2 separate regions of the Homo sapiens genome follow, and region 1 is linked to region 2. Evidence: read pairs that join two places in POLR2A ChIA-PET (ENCODE). Cell type or tissue: A673. All regions are shown on one strand. Links, peaks and the distances in the headings refer to the core of each region. The heading gives the core; the rest is flanking DNA. Region 1 overlaps AHCYL2 (adenosylhomocysteinase like 2). Region 2 overlaps IRF5 (interferon regulatory factor 5).

Evidence for each region. Peaks named below come from ENCODE experiments on the same cell type or tissue, not always from the same donor. Only the 100,000 strongest peaks of a DNase experiment are listed, where the experiment ranks them.
Region 1: POLR2A ChIA-PET joins it to region 2 with 6 read pairs; 2 of 35 experiments call an interaction of 5 or more read pairs at or near these places.

What each region holds. Positions count from the first base shown.
Region 1 is chr7:129,395,828-129,406,258 of GRCh38, reverse strand. It overlaps AHCYL2 (adenosylhomocysteinase like 2), which reads right to left. Exons shown (of 17, transcript NM_015328.4): 5 at 8,935-9,037; 6 at 5,875-5,969; 7 at 2,774-2,880; 8 at 1,046-1,162; 9 at 360-423. It also overlaps the pseudogene RNU7-16P. Among named protein-coding and RNA genes, the nearest start is that of STRIP2, 33 kb to the left of the region's middle. In A673, for the core only: a CTCF peak has its summit at 3,811 (motif pointing left); a DNase peak (open chromatin) is centred at 4,638; H3K27ac peaks cover 381 bases.
Region 2 is chr7:128,945,016-128,953,993 of GRCh38, reverse strand. IRF5 (interferon regulatory factor 5) reads right to left here. Exons shown (of 9, transcript NM_001098629.3): 3 at 7,960-8,149; 4 at 7,432-7,493; 5 at 6,938-6,971; 6 at 6,459-6,764; 7 at 5,873-6,265; 8 at 5,666-5,784; 9 at 3,956-5,421. The coding sequence ends at 5,176. Among named protein-coding and RNA genes, the nearest start is that of IRF5, 12 kb to the right of the region's middle. In A673, for the core only: a CTCF peak has its summit at 6,511 (motif pointing right); no DNase peak of the experiment used is centred there.

The DNA of each region.
Region 1 (10,431 bases), core at 1,337-9,336, 450 kb before region 2:
ATACTTGGGGAAAACGAGAAGAACAAATAATTGAATGCAGCTCATAAACAAACCCCTGGCTCCTGCTTATCGCATTCATGTGCACAAGAACACCCACACTCACGATTCATAATTAAAACACAAGCTAAAAAGAACATCACAAACGGTGGTACTGGAGCAAGTCAGAAAATCAACTTAAGGGAAAATGGCGGCAACGCAAAGGGAAAAAGAAAGTCTACTTCAACCAGAAGGCCTCTGAAATTCTTTTTCTCATCTAAAGTGGTAAAGGGTGTACTCATATGTCCATACAAATAAAAAATTCCAGAATATTTCAACAAAATCCATTTAAAACACCTAATAAACAAAAGGTTAAACTTCACCTCTCCATAGCCACAGACTACCACTTGCTTTCCACCAAACATCATGTCTGTTGTCCTTTTAAGTCTAGGGGAAAAAAAAACATTAAATCAGAAAAATCTTCTCTTGTTTCTCCCTTGAGGTTAGATTGAATCTCTTTGTTTTCATGGGGTTTTTTGGTTGGTTTTTCATTTTGAAAGAAAGTCTGGTTTCTTTATTTTTTTAAAGGGGTTTTCTGGTAAAGACCAGAAAACCTGCTAGACAAATTCTAAAAGACCTGTAACACTGAAAGTCTGGTTTCTATCCTAGAGAAACTAATGACCAGACAGGAAGGTTAAATAAAATACATATTTTCTCACTCCCTGCCATCTAACCAATCCTATATGTAAGGGTTTTTTTCCTTTTTTTTTCCCCTTTCTTGCAAGTGGTGCAGAAAGGAAGAAGATGTAGATAACACAGTAACTTTTAAACATAAAAGCAACATACATTTATTAGATAATATTTTGAAAATATAATATTTAGAAATAGAAAAGATACAAAGGAGAAAATAAAAATAATGTAATTTTAATTTATGAGGTGACAAAGCTCTGGCTTTATGGAGACATTATCCAGAGGTGCTACATGAATCCTTTCCAGAAATAACCAAAGCCAAAAAACTTAGAATCTCAACTGGACATCACAACTTCATCTCAAAGATAATAAACATTACCCATCAAGAATTGATTCACGGCAACAGTAGAGGTTGTCAAATTTCTGTTTGGTGACTGAGTCATTGACATTCATGGCTGGAACACACAGCTTCCCAGCTTTGGACAGTTGGTACAGCCTGAGGATGAGGGAAGCCAAGAACAAAAAACACCAGGACATTACAATCTACCATTGCTTTCATAGGAGGCCCCAGAAATACGTTGATTGGGTAGGCATGAGACCATGAGACATGACTAGTTTCATCCTGTTAGGTGGCCACTGAGAAATAAAGAATATCTTTCTAGAGCCTGCATATATAGCTTCACAATAAAGATTTTATTCAAAAGTCATGTGGGGGAAATCCTTGACCCACCTCTAAATTTTAAGGCCTTCACTGGAGACTATAAAAAGTGGGAGAGTGGGAGCGGGTTGAAGGTTGAAAAATTACCTACTAGGTACAATGTTCACTAAATCTGCACTGGTCTCCCTGCCTGCCAGAACTACAAGTGCATGAGACTACGCCTGGCTGTTTGTGCTTTTATTGTTTGTTTGTTTGTTTTGAGATGGAGTCTCACTCTTGTTGTCCCCGCTGGAGAGCAATGGTGTGATCTCAGCTTACTGCAACCTCTGCCTCCAGGGTTCAAGCGATTTTTGTGCTTCAGACTCCTGAGTAGCTGGGATTATAGGCGCCCGCCACCACACTCAGCTAATTTTTGTATTTTTAGTAGAGACGGGGTTTCACCACGTTGGCCAGGCTGGTCTTGAACTCCTGACCTCAGTTTTGTACATTCAAAAAGATGATAATGTATTGAAGCAGTGATGGTGGCTGGTTCAGAATTTACTTCCCTACAACTTTTTTTTTTCATACTTTTAGTTCTTTATGGGTGAAATAAATCATAGAAATGATCACAGAAATTGAACTGAAATAATTCCAATTTTACTCAGAGAATTATTACTCATTTGAGAAGCAGAACCCTACATCCTTGCTCTCCATGTAAGAATGTAAGCTCTAAGATGGCAGAGTTTTTTTCTGTCTGTTTTGTCTACTGCTAGATTCCTAGCATCTAGAGCAGTTCCTCATTCATTGTAGAAGTTCAATAAATATTTGTTGAATGAATGAATGAATATATGTGTCCAAAAAGGACAAGTTAATTGTTTACAATCACTAGAAAACATGAGGACTTCACTTGTTCTCCCACCTGCCCCCTTCTCACTATTTTAGGTTCATTATTTGTGTTGTTAATTAAAAAAAAAAAACAAGAGAGATCTGCTCACCTCATAGCAAGCTGAGATCTGGTCACCTCATAGCAAGCTGAGATGTGGTTACCTCATAGCAGGCTCCAATTTTTTTTTTTTTTTTTTTTTTTTTTTTTTTGAGATGGAGTCTCGCTCTGTCACCCAGGCTGGAGTGCAGTGGCATGATCTCTGCTCACTGCAAGCTCCGCCTCCTGGGTTCATGCCATTCTCCTCCCTCAGCCTCCCGAGTAGCTGGGACCACAGGCGCCCACCACACCAGGCTAATTTTTTTGTATTTTTAGTAGAGACGGGGTTTCACCGTGTTAGCCAGGATGGTCTTGATCTCCTGACCTCGTGATCCGCCCACCTCAGCCTCCCAAAGTGCTGGGATTACAGGCGTGAGCCACCGCGCCTGGCCCAGGCTCCAATTTTTAACATGTGTTTTATAGGTATGTGTTTATAAGATTTTATGTCTAGACTGCATAAAACCAGGTATGCCCATGTCAAATCTTACCTGTGAACTCCAGTAACACTCTCCTCTACTATGCCCTTGATTTTCTTAAACATGTTGGGATACTTTTTATAAATCCAGTGGGTAAGATCCCCTCCATCATCCAAGATCTGCAATAGTAAGCATCAATAACATCATTCACTTTGCTGAAGTCTCAAGGCTTCAGTGCTTCTCTGGGTCTTGCATCCCAATCTAATTAGCAATTTACAGATATTTAAAATTTCCCATATGGTTATGCAAAGTAACTTAAAGCCAGAGTAAATACAATAATCTGCCAAATAGTCATTATATTGAAGTAAAAGACAATGAGAGGAGAAAGGCCAATTGTAATTCGCGCAGCCAAACGACCCTCCCCGTGACATATCTACTGTATCAAAATATACAGCAACTAACCGAGGATTTTCTTATGGATTGGTAACTTGTAGTTACTAGGCCACTAGATCTTGAATCTACTATAGGTATTCAGAAAGCCTAAAGGGACTTTAAATATATTCAGTCAAGACTTAGTTTAAATAAACAGCCTCAGTTTACACAGCCTCTTGAGAAAAAAAAGAAAAATAAATCAATAAATGGTCAGATAATTAAGTCTCCCTGTCAGAACAATGGTTTATAAAACTGTATTCCTTAATCCTTTTCTTCTCCCAAAGTATAGGCACTCTCCCACCCAAAATATCAGGCAGCACTGTAGGGTTTTGCCTAGCACAACCTCACACTCTGTACAAACCAAATTAAAAATAACCAGGGAACCGTGCAGCATGTAGGTGTGCAAGCATGCCTCTGAACAGCTCATCTATCACTATTTCAGGTTGGGATTAAAGATAAACACAACGCTGTGCCCACTGGAGCTTTCATCAGCAGAGAAAAGCTTTTGAATTATAAAACTAAAGAAAAACCAGCTTAGAACATTGTTAGGCACGAGGCTGTGACACTTCAGTCCTTCCCTAGGCTGTCAGAAGTGTTTAGCAGGACTCTGCAAATTGTTATACCCATCCTCCTGGAAAGTCCCACAGAACTGGGTTGCCCTCTGCTGACATGCACCCATCTTGCAGTCTCATCAATTATCAACTCTACTATAAGTGCCAAAACTGCCATTCTGGACCCCAGAGTACACAAAATCCCCAACCTCATGTCTACCACCTGATCTCTTTTTTGCTTTTGCTCTTGCTGTTGACCTATTTTCTCTCACTCAAACCTTGCTTGAGAACCAGGATCCAAGTTAGGACTCTCATCAAAGCTCTTGTACTTGCTCCATACTACAAGTAGAAACCCCCAGAACAGATGCCCCAAGAAAGCAAAAAGCTCTTCTGAGTTTCTCTCTCCCATTCTCCATGTATGGAATCCCTGATGAAGTTTTCCCTTCCACAGAAAAGATAAGAGACAAGAGAGATTGAACAACTGGAAACTCTGTGTTGTAAGTTTCACTATTCTTATCCACTAGAGACAGTAGTTGCTGTCTCTAAGATTTACTTAATGAATGCTGCCCATAATTCTCACCATATAAATCTACTGCAGAAAATTATTGTCATCAGGAAATCTTCCAGAGGTTGGGAAGCAAGGAGAAGTACTAAATCTTGACAGAATCCAAACAGGTATGGGTCCTGTTTTCTGGGGTGACAACTGTTTTTGTCCTTGTCTTACTCTCTTTATTAACCTTCCTAGCAGTTTGTGCTGGTTCTACAGTTTGTAAAAGTTCTCCAGGTATAATCCTAATGTCCTCCCTGGGTTCCTGACTTTAAAAATCAATGTTTTATTCCCAGGAGAAACCCCCTGGCATATCTGCTTCAGCATCTGTCAGTCACACTCCCTTGTGTCACTATTAAAACTGTTGGAATGAGCTGACTCATCTTACAGCCACTGTCAACTCTGCTCCCCCACCCCTTTAGGATATGAAGCTCTAACCCAGCTTCCTCAAACAAGCCTGGTGCAGTGTGACCTGGATCACAGAATTCAGAAAGAAGCTACTTCTCTGCCATGCACCAAGTGAGGCCTGCTCTGCAGCCTTCAGCAGCAAGCAATGGTTGGACTAGAGCTTCAGGGATTCTTTTCTCAGTACATTCCCTAATTTCTGCCCCCTCCCCCTAGGGGAGAGGGCAGAATTATTTGCAAAATAGGAGCACCTTATACTTTGTGTAGCTTTTTTGGGGGGGGGCACTGGGATGGGGGCATGGTTTCACTCTCTCACCCAGGCTGGACTGCAGTGGTGTGATCTCGGCTCACTGCAACCTCCACCTCCTGGGCTCAAGTGATCCTCCCACTTAGGAGTCCCAGCCTCCTAAGTAGCTGGGACTACTACTACAGGTGCATGCCAACACATCCTGCTAATTTTTGTATTTTTTGTAGAAAGCCTATGTTGCCCAGGCTGGTCTCGAACTCCTGGGCTGAAGTAATCCACCTGCCTTGGGCTCCCAAAGTGCTGGGATTACAGGCCACCACACCTGGCCCTTTGTGTAGCTTTTTGCCTCTTTGCAAATCTAATGTGCTATGAGGCTTCAAGACTTGATCTTCTAAAAAATAAAACAAAAATAAAAATGAAGCAAAAATTAAAACCCTAAAACTTCATCTCGTCTTTTTTAATGTGGGGAAAGAATATAAAGAGAAGAAATTTGAACTTGTAAGCTCTTCAGGTTTACTATAAATTCATTATATGAATATTATTTTTATTTTTTTTCTAGTCCTGACTAACATTACAAGTATATGGATTCTAGAGAGAAGGCTAAGTATCTCCAGAGTTCTGGGGTGGTTTGTTTGGGTTTTTTGGTTGTTGTAAGGGGTGGGAAGTAGGCAGTAGCAGGGGATGGAAACTCATTACTATTGTTTTTTAACCAGCCACATGTGAATCCTGGGCAGTGCTTTAATGTTTCTAATGAATATAAATGCTTCCAACATTAGAACCAATAATTAAGGCACTCTGAGGTTATAAGAGCTTCAATACTCTTGGGGTACCCGTAGCATAAGAATCTAGTTCTGCTGGAAACCCAGGTATATCAGATAGAAATGAAGCCATTTTCCTTCCTTCTTGTTGGGAAACCCTCTCCTAGGCCATAACCTCCACCCATCCCCATTCCTGACCCCTACAGAATTGTGTTAGCAGAAATCTGACCCACCATGTTTGGCTGCCAGCCCTCCACATTCACACATCTATCGATACACCACCAAAAGTCATCTTCTGACTCTCCCTTCCAGGCAAAAACAGGAAATCCTGGGAAAAAAAGGAACAAAGGGAAACCATTAAAGACCAAAAAAGGCTGACCCCCTAATTTTAGTGAGAAGATTCTGGTTTTTCCTAATTTCCAACTCTCTCATTCTGCTATACTCCTTGGATTGACATTCTTCACTGATTGGCGTTGCCTTCAGCCCCTTTATCCATTCCTTTGTCTTTGTTGGTCATTCTGCTCTTATTAGCCCAAGGAGGACAAGCAGAATGGACAAAAGTATGACAGTTGTTTAAAATGTAATGAAAGGGGGCCAGGTGCGGTGGCTCACTCCTGAAATCCCAGCACCTTGGGAGGCTGAGGTGGGTGGATCACCTGAGGTTAGGAGTTCAAGGCCAGCCTGGCCAACATGATGAAACCTGTTTCTACTAAAAATACAAAAATTAGTTGGGCGTGGTGGTGCATGCCTGTAATCTCAGCTACTTGGGAGCCTGAGGCAGGAGAATTGCTTGAACCTGGGAGGTGGAGGTTGCAGTGAGCCAAGATCGTGCCACTGCACTCCAGCCTGGGCGACAGGGCGTGACTCTGTCTCAAAAAAAAAAAAAAAAAAAAGTGACTAAAGGGAAAACAAAAACCAGAAACAGGTACTTCTTGATCCACTCAAACTGGCATTCTCACCATTTCCCAATTACACTTTAATTTTTCTTGCTTCTATACTTTAATCATTCCACCCTATTATTAAGAAAAAAACCCTTACGTGTTTCTCCACTTGCTAAAACGTTACTAGAATTCATAGCCCAGTTAAGTGTCATGTTCCTAATGAAGTCTGATTAACCCAGCTGGAAATGAGCTCTCAAGGAATCTTAACTTTTCTTTTCTTTTTTTTTTTTGAGACGGAGTCTTGCTCTGTCACCCAGGCTGGAGTGCAGTGGCATAATCTCGGCTCACTGCAACCTCTGCCTCCTGGGTTCAAGCGATTCTCCTGCCTTAGCCTCCTGAGTAGCTGGGACTACAGGTGCGTGGCACCACGCCCAGCTAATTTTTGTACTTTTAGTAAAGACGGGGTTTCACCATATTGGCCAGGCTGGTCTCGAACTTCTGACCTCATGATCCGCCCACCTCAGGCTCCCAAAGTGCTGGGATTACAGGTGTGAGCCACCGCGCCTGGCCTCTTTTTTTTTTTTTTTTTTTTTTTGAGATGGAGTCTCACTCTGTCACCCAGGCTAGAGTGCAGTGGCGCGATCTCGGCTCACTGCAGCCTCCGCCTCCTGGGTTCAAGCGATTCTCCTGCCTCAGCCTCATGAGTAGCTAGGATTACAGGCCTGCACCACCACACTCAGCTAATTTTTGTACTCTTAGTAAAGACAGGGTTTCACCATGTTGGCCACGCTGGTCTTGAATTCCTGACCTCAGGTGATCCACCTGCCTCAGCTTCCCAAAGTGGGAATCTGAACTTTCCTAAGCCTCTTGTTTGTGTAGTGAATATGGATTTATAATCTGTCATGGCATTTATTATATATGTCCTTGTATCATCATTATTTATATATGTGTATTATCTCACCAAAATATAAGATTCTGAGGGTAAGGACATTGTCTCATTTGCCCTTACAGCTCTTAGCGTAGGTCAGTAAGCATTTGTTTAAAAAAAAAAATGGGGCAGCCGGGTGCGGTGGCTCACACCTGTAATCCCAGCACTTTGGGAGGCCGAGGCAGGCAGATCATCTGAGGTCAGGAGTTCGAGACCAGCCTGACTAACATGGTGAAACCCCGTCTCTACTAAAAATACAAAAATTAGCCGGGTATAGTGGAGGGCACCTGTAATCCCAGCTACTCAGGAGGCTGAGGCAGGAGAATCGCTTGAACCTGGGAGGCAGAGGTTTCAGTGAGCCGAGATCATGCCACTGCACTCCAGCCTGGGCGACAGAGTGAGACTTCATCTCAAAAAAAATAAATAAATAAAAATAAAAATAAAAATAAAAAATAAAAATTAAATTAAATTTAAAAAAAAAAACAGAAAAAAGAAATGGGCTGGGCATGGTGGCTCACACCTGTAATCCCAGCACTTTGGGAGGATGAGGCAGGAGGATCACTTGAGGCTGGCTGTTTGAGACCAGCCTGAGCAACACAGCAAGACCCTGTGTCTTCAAACATTTTTTTTAAATTAGCTGGGCATGGTGGCACATGCCTGAAGTCCCAGCTACTCAGAAGACTGAAGTGGGAGGATCACCTGTTCCTAGGAATTGAAGGATGCAGTGAAACACGACTGCACTACTGCACCCCAGCCTGGGTGACCCAGCAAGACTCCGTTTCTACTTTTAAAAAAAGGAAAAGAAATGAATGCGTATGTACAATTCACTGGGGTACACATTTAATATTTGTATTAATAAAGTATTAAATATTTTTCTATCATATATACAGCCATAAAATCTTATAAATAAGTAAATTAAAATGAAAGAACAAATGAAATGCTGAGAGTGCTAGCTGTACTGCCAAAGAGTAAAGGCAAGAGGCTGGCAAAGTCCAAATTTCTCTATTTCTTTTGTCCATCAAGTACCAGTGGATGTTGTGATCAAATATTAATCTGCCAGGTCAAGTCTTCTTTACTCCTGAAGCAGAAACACCAAACATTAAGTCAGGGCAAATTACTTGCTGGAAAACCAACAGAGTCACAAAACTATGGCTGAAGCATTTTCTCCTTTAATCCATGTTACCTCAGTGAGTAGTGTTCACTAGTGCTCTGCTATTAGTGAATTAGTGAGTTAAAACAAAGCATTACCTAACAATAGAATATTAGACATAGGTAGATATTTGTCAACTGTAAAATAGCAAAGTTAACTAGATCATATTTGACAAGCGAAGGCCAGAAAAAGAGCAAATTCATGAAGAATCGAGATCCATTTCTTCCAAGATAGTTCTTTTATTGTCAACCTTCTTTAAAGATTTATGCTGAAACATAAAGTAAGTCTCCAAATAGACTTACTTTAGCCAAAGGCACAGAGAATAAGCTCTTACCACTTTCTGCTAGAGCAGCAGCCACTTCATTGAGAGTGGAATAGATGTTGCAGGCAGCCCATCGGCACTGGGCCCCCAGAGCACCCAGAGTTTCCATAAGCACCTGTATTAAAGACAAAGCAGGGTATGAGCAAGCCTGGGCCAAACAACTAGTCAAGGAGATAAAGTTTATATATTTTACAATCAGAAAATACAACGGGAATGACTTAAGCCAGTGATTTTCAAATTGGGCTCTACAGAACCTCTTCAGTATTCTAAGAAGGCAAGTATTGGGGGAAGCCATGGGAAGAGGGAGGCTCCAGCTGACTCTATGTTTTTACCAATTTAAATTAAGCTTCCCCATAAGATTTAATAAACCAAGGACTTCAGAGCCAAAACTTTTCTGAAAAAACAGATTTACAGTTCTGCTTCTGCTTAGAACATACAAAGCTACAAGAGAAGCTCCCACCTTAACGACAGGAAAAAGCTGGGTAGCTACTAGGAAGGCTGAGGTGGGAGGACTGCTTGAGCCTGGGAGATGGAGGTTGTAGTGAGTCATGACTGTGCCACTGCACTCCAGCCTGGACAACAGAGTGAGACCCTGTCTCCAAAAAACCAAACACACGGCCAGGAACGGTGGCTCACGACTGTAATCCCACTTTGGGAGGCTGAGGTGGGCGGATCACCTGAGGTCAGGAGTTTGAGACCAGCCTGGCCAACATGGTGAAACCCTATCTCTACTAAAAATACAGAAAAATTACCCAGGCATGGTGGCGCATGCCTGTAATCCCAGCTACTCGGGAGGCTGAGGCAGGACAATGGCTTGAAACGGTGAGGCGAAGATTGCAGTGAGCTGAGATTGCACCATTGCACTCCAGCCTGGGCAACAAGAGCAAAGCTCTGTCTCAAAAACAAACAAATGGCGGGGCGCGGTGGCTCACGCCTGTAATCCCAGCACTTTGGGAGGCCGAGGCGGGCAGATCACAAGGTCAGGAGATCGAGACCATCCTGGCTAACACGGTGAAACCCCATCTCTACTAAAAATACAAAAAAAAATTAGCCGGGTGTGGTAGCGGGCGCCTGTAGTCCCAGCTACTCGGGAGGCTGAGCCAGGAGAATGGTGTGAACCTGGGAGGCAGAGCTTGCAGTGAGCCGAGATTGTGCCACTGCAGTCCAGCCTGGGCAACAGAGCAAGACTCCGTCTCAAAACAGAACAAAACAAACAAACAAATAAATGAACAAATAAACACACAAACACACACAAACCCCAAAAACTGGGTAATCTACAAAGCCAAACTTTTCTTGAGCCCATCAAAGATTTGAGGTCATAAAGCACAGAAGTGAACTGCCCTCCAAAGAGTGACAAATCCTTTTAAAGAGAGAGGGAAGACTGTTTCACCTTTGGCAGTGCATGGGGGGAAGAAATGGCTGCCACAGATAAGAATAAGAAAATATCAGCTAAACTTTTGAACAATTACGAAAGGCTGGGTGTGGGAAAGTGTGTCAATGTGGAATTTT
Region 2 (8,978 bases), core at 1-8,000:
CTAATTCACACCAAAGCTCATCACGCTTACATTTTACCCTTTTGTGTAGCCTCAGTGGGAAAGGGAGTTGGGTTACTCTTTCAGTTAAACAGTGTGGTATGGTTTTTCTACTATGGCCACCCAAGTAGACAGTTTCCTGACCTGCAGATTTATTGGTCTTTAAAAAAAAAAACTTTATTGAAGTATCATTAACATAATTTGCATGTGTTTAAGGTATACACTTTGATAAGCTTTGACATAAGATACATCCATGAAACCGTTATCACAATCAGGGTAGTGAACATACTCTTTATTTCCAAAAGTTTCCTTGAACCCCTAGGTAATACCTGTTTCCTCCCTCTTCCCATCCATCCCCATTTCCACATAACCACTGGTTTGTTTTCTATCACTGTAGATTAGTTTGCATTTTCCTGAGTTTTTAATAAATGGAATCATAACAGTCTGTTATGGCAATTGGGCTTTGAGCTAATACCTGCAGAGCTGTATTCTAATGTGATAGATCTGGCAGTGTTGTTGATATACTGACACTTCTCTGCCTTTTCTTTGCCTGTCACTTTAACTTTTTCACTCCTGGGCATAAATCCTCAAGCTACAGAACAATAGGAATTGGTGAAACAAATCTTCCAGCATAACATCAGTGGTACACAGGGTTTTAATCTCTAAAGAGGCAATATTAGAAGGAGAGAAAAAAACTTGAGTGTTTATAGAGTGATATCAGATTCCAGGGATCAGCACATTACCCCAGCCATCCCTCTCATGTTCTGGCTAAATAATAAAACCTTTAAGTTTTGTCCAACCATAGGTCCTTGAAATAACCAGTTGATTTTGCTCTGTTTAAGGAATTTGGCTGTTTTCACAGGCAATTGTGTGGGGAACTGAAAAAAATGTGTGGAAGACTTAATGCAGCCCTCCTTAGCCACTGAAAAACAGCATGTGGAATGCATATCTAAAGCTATAGCTTTGCAAACAGCCCTGTGTTGTTAATGGTGTCAGAACCTCACTGCTTACTTAAGCCTTACAGATTATTTGAAAGGGCTGCTCTGAAACTTTCGGCAGAGCAAGGATGCCCATCTAGATTTTAATTTAAAAAGGAACTGTTCAGGATCAGCTCACCTAATGGAGATGCTGTGTTTCTGCATGGCATTGTCTAGTAGAAATAGGATGAGTATCTCCCGTCCATGTGGGCAGGTCAGCTAACTGCACCTGAACTTGCCTAAGTCATCTCCCCACAGAATTGTCTGTTCCGTGATAGGATTAGCCATGAAATGTTGGCCATGATTATGTGGAACACAGATCATCAGCATTGGGGCTATTTCCAGCAAGACTGTACTAAAACACAGTAACTTGTAATCCTTATGTATCTGAAGGGAATTGTTATAAAGAACAGTAACTGAGAATGCACACCTAAGACATAAAGGAAACTGTGCTTTTGAATGGCATCAACATTCATGAGTTTATTTAAATGTCTACCTTGTGTGGCCCTGATTTAAGTGAATCATAAGATGAAAGCCAAAACCAAGAGACCTTAAAGGTTCAAGATTTTGCAACAAGATGTGCCTGATTCTTTGGGATAGATTACCAGCAAATGAGAACATTGCCTTCCAAGAATGCTCTTTCAGCAAAAATGGGAAAAGCCATTGATATCTTCTACTCTACAGAGACTGAAAAGGGTACGTTTTTTCTTTTTTTCCTTTTGTTTTGTTTTGTTTTGTTTTGTTTTTTTGTTTTTTTTTTTTTGAGAGGGAGCCTTGCTCTGTTGCCCAGGCTGGAGTGCAATGGTGGGATTTCAGCTCACTGCAACCTCTGTCTGATGGGGTCCAGCGATTCTCCTGCCTCAGCCTCCTGAGCAGCTAGGATTACAGGCACCCACCACCATGACCAGCTAATATTTGTATTTTTAGTAGAGATGGGGTTTCACCATGTTGGCCAGGCTGGTCTCGAACTCCTGACCTCGTGATCTGCCCACCTCGGCCTCCCAAAGTGCTGGGACTACAGGCGTGAGCCACTGCACCCGGCCAGGGTAGGTTCTTTATGTCAAAGAGCTGAGAGTCTTAAAAAGGGTATATTTAGTTGGTTATAAGGATGAACTTGGTGGGGACAAGGAGCTTGAAAGAAGGGAGAGAAACTGCTGGGGCTAAAGGGATGCATTCATCCCCAGGATGTGGGCATCAAGGTCCTGTGGGTTCCAACTTAAGCTCCAGCACAGGCCACCAGAGCAGCCAAAAGCTATTACCAAGGGGAGCCCTAGCCTGGCTTGGGAGCAGTGAATTGTACCTCACACTGGCCTGCCTTTACCTCTGGAGTTTGTTACATCTGTCACTTCTGGATACTGTTCATCCACAGCTGGCTACTACAACACAGAGATCTGTAAGTGACAGCCAGGTTTTCATTGCTGTTTTCATTTTAGTTTTAGGAAACCAATTAATACAAATTCAGGGAAGATTTTTGGCAGTTACTCAACTGCTAGCAGTACTGGGGAAGTCAGCCCACTCGTGGTCGCGAGGGGCACCTGGCCCTTCCAAGCTTCCCCAATTCATCTACACTCAGTCTCCCTGCTCCACCATTCATCAAGGGTTGCAAACTCAAATGCCCTTAGGGACACGGAGAGCAGTGAAAGGAAGCAGGCCAGGAGAGGACCGTATTGAACTGGGAGAACATTCCCCATCCAGAGTTCCAGCTGATTTTTGCCTTTGAGGAATGTATGACAGTGTTTTCATATTTGCCAGTTTTTTGGAAGAAGCTGGAAACCAGATATGTGACATCTCCCTTCTCCTAATCTCAAAACATTGACAATTGCAAGAGGGAGTAGAACTGCACAGGCCTGTGAAGAAAAAGGTGCACACCTTTGTAAATGATTGAAAACTAAGACAAAAGGAGCACTACGTAATCACTGTACTCTAGTTGGTGAAGTTTAAGAGGATGCAGGTGAATAATACTAAAACCACGGTACCTGTGTACATATAGATCAGGGAGGATGAAGAGTAACTATGATAGAGGAACCTATCACTACCTCAGTCAGAAACAGTGATAAATCAGGTTAATAGTATGCACCCTTGATATGATGTAGTGGGAATGATGCTTCACCTCTGTGGTCTTCCATACAAAAACCATGAGAAACAGGCGGGGCACAGTGGTTCACACCTGTAATCTCAGCTGTTTGGGAGGCCACGGTGGGAAGATCACTTGAGGCCAGGAGTTTGAGACCAGCCTGGGCAATATATTGAGACCAGGTCTCAAAAAAAAAAAGCCAGGTGTGGTGGTGTGCACCCGTAGTCCCAGCTACGTGGGAGGATCATCTGAGCCCAGGAGTTCAAGGTTGCACCATGGCACTCCAGCCTGGGCAACACAAAGACCCTATCTCTAAAAACAAATGAGAAATACATCAGATAAGCCCAAACTGGGGGACATGCTTTAAAAAATGGCCAGTATTCCTCAAAACCATCAAGACCAACAACAAGAAAAGTCTAAGAAACTGTCATAGACCAGAGGAGTCTAAGGAGATGTGACAAGTGAATGTAATGTGATATCTTGGATAGTATCCTGGAACAGAAAAAGGATATCCGAAAAACTCATGAAATCCAAATAAAGAAGTTGAGTTCATAGTAATTGTCCACATGGTTTCATTATTGTCACAAGTGTGCCATAGTAATGTAAGATGTTAACAATTGGAGAAAGTGTGGGTCCATAGGAACTCTATTAGGAACTTTTCCATAAATCTAAAACCATTCTAAAATTATTTAAAAAAATCTGTACAGGCCACTTAACCATGTGAAAAGCTACTCAGCCTTGCTGATAATGAGAAGTGGCACTGAGATACTATCTCACCTGTCAGGTTGGCAAAAATCCAAACAGTGACAATATATTCTGTGGACGAGGCTGTGGGGCAAGGTATCCTTGAACATTTATGGGGGTTTAATCTATTTTGCGTTGCTGTAAACGAAGACCCGAGGCTGGGTAATTTATACAGAAAAAGGTTTATTTGGCTCACAGTTCTGATGGCTGGGCATCAAGATTGGGCATCTGCACCTGGTAAGGGCCTGGGGCAGCTTCCACTCAATGGCTGAAGGCAGAAAGTGGGCTGGAGTGTGCAGAGATGACACAGATGAAGTGAGAGCGGGTAGGTGCCAGGCTCTTTAACAACCAGCTCTGGGGGGACTAAGAGAACTCACTCACTGTCCCCACCTCGGGGGACAATATAATAAATATATTAAATATATCAGGATGATTTACATGCACTGCCCTGATATATTTAATAGCACAGGAATATACACAAGAGAGTGACAGATTTGAATGGTCCCAAATGCAGCTGCAATGCTAGCCCACCCTTTTATGGGAAAACTGATTCTGACAGTTTTCCAGACTGTGCACACATTTAAAATTCCACACCCTTGCTTCAGCCAGCTTCCTCCTGGAAGGCAAAGCCAGCCAGGTGAGTGTTTATGAAGGCCCAACTGACCCATCAGCCCAGAAGCCAGGCCCTCCCAGTGCCAATGGTCGCAAGCTGGGGGCAAGTGCTTGGGGAGTGGGCCAGTTGGCATCCGAAACAGGGCCTGGTGGAGCAGCATGGGAGCAACTGGTAGTAGTAAAAGGAAAGAAACAGCTGAGTCTGTTTTTAACATTCATTAATCCAAAAATACATAAAAATTATTTCTGCTCCAGGTTCTTGGACTCTCAAGAAGGGGGTAGCTGCCAGCCTTGAGCATCTGATATGATACCTAAGTGCTCACTCATATTATCTCAGAGGACAGGGAGATGAGGAAGTGAGTCTCAAACCAGGGAAATCAGGGCCATGCCCTGCAGAGGCCCTGTGGGGGGACTTGGCCCACAACACTCTGGCTTTTGTTGCCAGAGGAAATGGGGCAATCACAAGAGTGGGCCACCCTTAGGCAATTCCTCCTATACAGCTAGGCCCCAGGGTTGGGAGAGTTCTTTCCCTGCTCATGGCTGAATTTCCCGAGAGCCAGGCTGACCAGACCAGAGACAGCCCAGGAGAGAAAGGCCCGGGAAGGCAGGGGCTCGGGCCTTTCTCCCTCTCCTTCTTGGCCCAAATCCACTTCCAGGAAACCCAGAGGTAGGACCCTGCAGCCAGCCAGGTGCTCATCGGGGCTGTCACATCTCCACATCAGTCCGCACCGCCACCCAGGAAGCCAGGGCCAGTCACCGTCTGCAGCCTTGTTATTGCATGCCAGCTGGGTGCATAGGCCAGGGCCCCTGGCCAACACCAAGGCCTGCTCCAGGAGGGGCCTGGGCCACAGGCTGCAACCGCTGCTGGGACTGCCAGATGTGATGGAGCTCCTTGAATTGCTCCACCATGCGGTCTTTGAGGTCTGGGTTTGAGATCTGTAGCCGGATACTATCAGCTGACCAAGATAGCTCCCCTGAGAACATCTCCAGCAGCAGTCGAGCTGCTACAGGCACCACCTGGGAGGCAAAGAGGAGATGAGACAGGGAGACCTGTGGCAGGGCTGCCAGATCCAGCTGTGCATGAGGACAGCCATCAGGGGTGAGTAATAGACCGCATTCTCCGGCTCTGAGCCTTGATGGTCTCTGGCCGCCAAGTTCACACTGCTCAGGGAGCCCTGAGCCTCCAGCCTGGGGCAAGGGCCTAGCCCCAGGATTCCCCAGTTTTCAAGCCAAGGCCGACTTTGGGATAGGGGAGATGTACCTGTACAGTAATGAGCTTCTTCTCTCGGGGTTTGCGGTCAGGCCATTCTTCCCCAAAGCAGAAGAAGATCTCGAAGGGTGGTGGGGTGTTGGTCTGGCCCTTTTGGAACAGGATGAGCTCTGCATCAAAATCAAGGTCCCTAGTCAGAGGCTGGAACCATGCCCTGGGCAAGAGGCAGCCAGGAGGATCACAGCTTTGGGCCCTCACCATTGAGAAAATGCTCCAGGCTGAAAAGCTTGGTCTTGACCTCCCGCTGGATGGGGTTGGGGCATGAGTCATGGGCTGAGGCACAAGGCCCGCTCCAGAACACCTTGCACTGACACAGGCGGATGGCATAAAGGTCCTGGCCCTGTAGCTGGAGGATGAGCCCGCGGTCCAGGACATCCAGCAGCTGGTTCGTGTAGAAGCGCTGCTTGTCACTGGGGATGTCCTCAGGGCTGGGGAAGCGCACTTGCTCCAGGCTTATGGGGCCGAAGAGTTCCACCTGCTCCTGGGTGGCCTCCAGCTGGCTGTAGAAGAGCCGGCAGCCATGGGGGTTGCTGATGGTGAGGGCCCGGGGTGGCCGCCCCCGGTACTGAAACTTGATCTCCAGGTCGGTCACTGTGGGGCAGAAGGCAGGCCCATCCCGTCCTTGAGCCCCACGCCTCCCCATTCTGCAGCCCAGTGGCCAGGCCCAGCCCCATCCGCCCTCCCACTTTTCCCACCCAAGGGAGTCCAGCACCCTCCACCCTCCTTGCCAATCCTACCCCAATCCCCCAGCACTGCTTCCCCGTGCCCAGCCATGGGTCCTTACGAGGCAGCATGTGGGGGCTGATCAGCAGGTCTGGCAGGAGCTGTTCGCCTGCAGGGGGCAGGCTGGCAGGCAGGGGCCCAGGCTCCAGGACCTCAGAGAGAAGCTCCCTGAAGCCAGCAGGGTTGCCAGGGGGAGGAGCCAGGGGGCTGGGGTCTGGAGCAGGGGGACCCAGCACCACGGGCGGCTGCAGAGTGGGCGGCTGCAGAGTAGGCGGCCGCAGAGTGGGCGGCTGCAGAGTGGGCGGCCACTTGACATCCTCTTTGAGTAAAGAATAGGGTGTCATGTGGGGGCCAGACTGCACTGCATCTACAGAGAGTGCGTGTGGACGGCTGTCAGTGCCACCTCCACGAACTGCCTCCCAGGCACACCTCCTCCCAGCCCTGGGCCACCCTAGCCTCCCATCAGCCCCCTTCCAGGTACCTATGGTACCTATAGCTTCTCTGTATACTAGACCCCCAACCACCACCTCCCGGCCCCACCTGTGAGGCTCAGGCTTGGCAACATCCTCTGCAGCTGAAGGGACACCACCAGCAAGGGAGGGAAGAGATGGGAGAGAAAGGAGGACAGGTTATTCCACTGACCTGGGGCTGGGGAAATAACAGGCGAGAACTATGAGGCAACTCCCCTAGCCTCAGTTTAGCTCAGGCAAGACCCTGCCTCCGGTCCCAGCTCGTCCATCCCAGGCAGGTCAGAAAAGCCCTTTGCCTCACTTTCCTCATTTGCCTTCTGCAGGGAGTCAGACCTACCAAGCCCCAACTGCTGCGTGGGTCACACACACAGGGTAATGACAATGCCCTGGGAAGGAGCAGGTGGGGACTGTGCTCCTATCGTTCAGAATCCCAGGAGAAGAAACAAGGAGAACTATTGAGAGGGCCACGGGGCTCCATGGGAGTGGGGCTGCGGAAACCTAAGGCCGATGGGGACAGCAGAGAGCTCGTCCAGGGCTCCACCTGCCTCCTCAACCCACACTCACCTCTTCCTCTTCTTCCTCCTCCTCTCCTGCACCAAAAGAGTAATCCTCAGGGGGCTGGGAGTCTGCACAGCAGGGAGAGAAAAGCAGGGCAGTAAAGGAGTCAATGTCGGAGGAGAAGCAAGATCCCCTGAGAGGCTGCCTGTAGCTCCTATGCAGCTTCTGCCTTCCCCAAAGCTGCCCCCAACACAGGGCGAGGTGGAGGGCACAGCCACCAGGATTGGGAAAGACCTCCCCGACTCCATGGGCCATGAGACCTAGGCTGGAGCCAGAAGCCAAAACGAGGGCAATGGTAAGGAAGAAGCACCCAGGTCCCTGACTGCACGCCAAGCCATTCCTGATATGCCAGTGACCCATCCCAGCCACTCCTGGAAGCCCTGGGTGTCATGACCTAGCGGGAGCCCCCGCATCGTTTCCTGGACCACTGCCTGCTAGAGGGGCCCTTGGCCTGCCTGCACCCAAGAGCTCATGGCTGGGGGCCAGGACATTGCACAGCCTCCCAGGTGGCCCACAGAGGGCTAGGCCTGATACCTGTGGGAGCAGGGCCATTGGAGCAGACCTCGTAGATCTTGTAGGGCTGAGGTGGCATGTCCCGGGGCCCGTCGTAGATGAGGCGGAAGTCCCGGCTCTTGTTAAGGGCACAGCGCAGGTTGGCCTTCCACTTGGCCGGATCGGCTTCATCCACGCCTTCGGTGTATTTCCCTGTCTCCTTGGCCCAGGCCTGGGGCAGGAAGAAATAGCCGACCACAGAGAACCTCATCCCTGCCACAGCCCCAGTCTGCCTCCTGTCCCATAGGAGACTCTACTGTGTGGGGAGAACTTCGGCTACAGGCTGAGCCTCGCTGAGCCCCAGACCTGGTTTGCAGCGTGGGAGTCTGCCACAGTCCTGCCCCAGCCCTCAGGCTGCCAGCAAGCTACATGAAATCTAGGGGCTATGAGATGCATCCATAGTCCCTGCTCCTGGGAGGGTGAAACAGTGTGATCTCTAAGGAGGACAGCGTGCGGGATAAGGGTGAGCACCCTGGAGCCAGGCTGGGTTTGAATCTGGAAGTGCCCCCCGCCAGCTGTGTGCCAGGCCATGTCACTGCCTCCCTTTGTCTTGATCTCCTCACAGTTGCCCACCTCATGGAGTGGCAGCGAAGACTCAAGGGGTTGATGTTGGCTGGGCACAGTGGCTCGCACCTGTAATCCCAACATTTTGGGAGGCCAAGGTGGGAGGACTGCTTGAGCCCAGGAGTTGGAGTCCAGCCTAGGCAACATAACGAGACTCCTGTCTTTACAAAAAATTAGCTGGGCATAGTGGTGGGTGCCTGTGGTCCCAGCTACTCAGGAGGCTGAGGTGAGAGGATTGCTTGAGCTGGGGAGTTCAAGGCTGCAGTGAGCCATGATTATGCTCTGCACTCCAGCCTGGACGACAGAGTGATACCCTATCTCAAAAAAGATGAGGGGAGTTGATGTCCGTAAAGCACTCAGAGCTAAACCTGCACATAGGACAGGCTCGAGACACTGGAGCTGTTGGTATTATTTTGAATGGCAATTAGGTGAGGTGA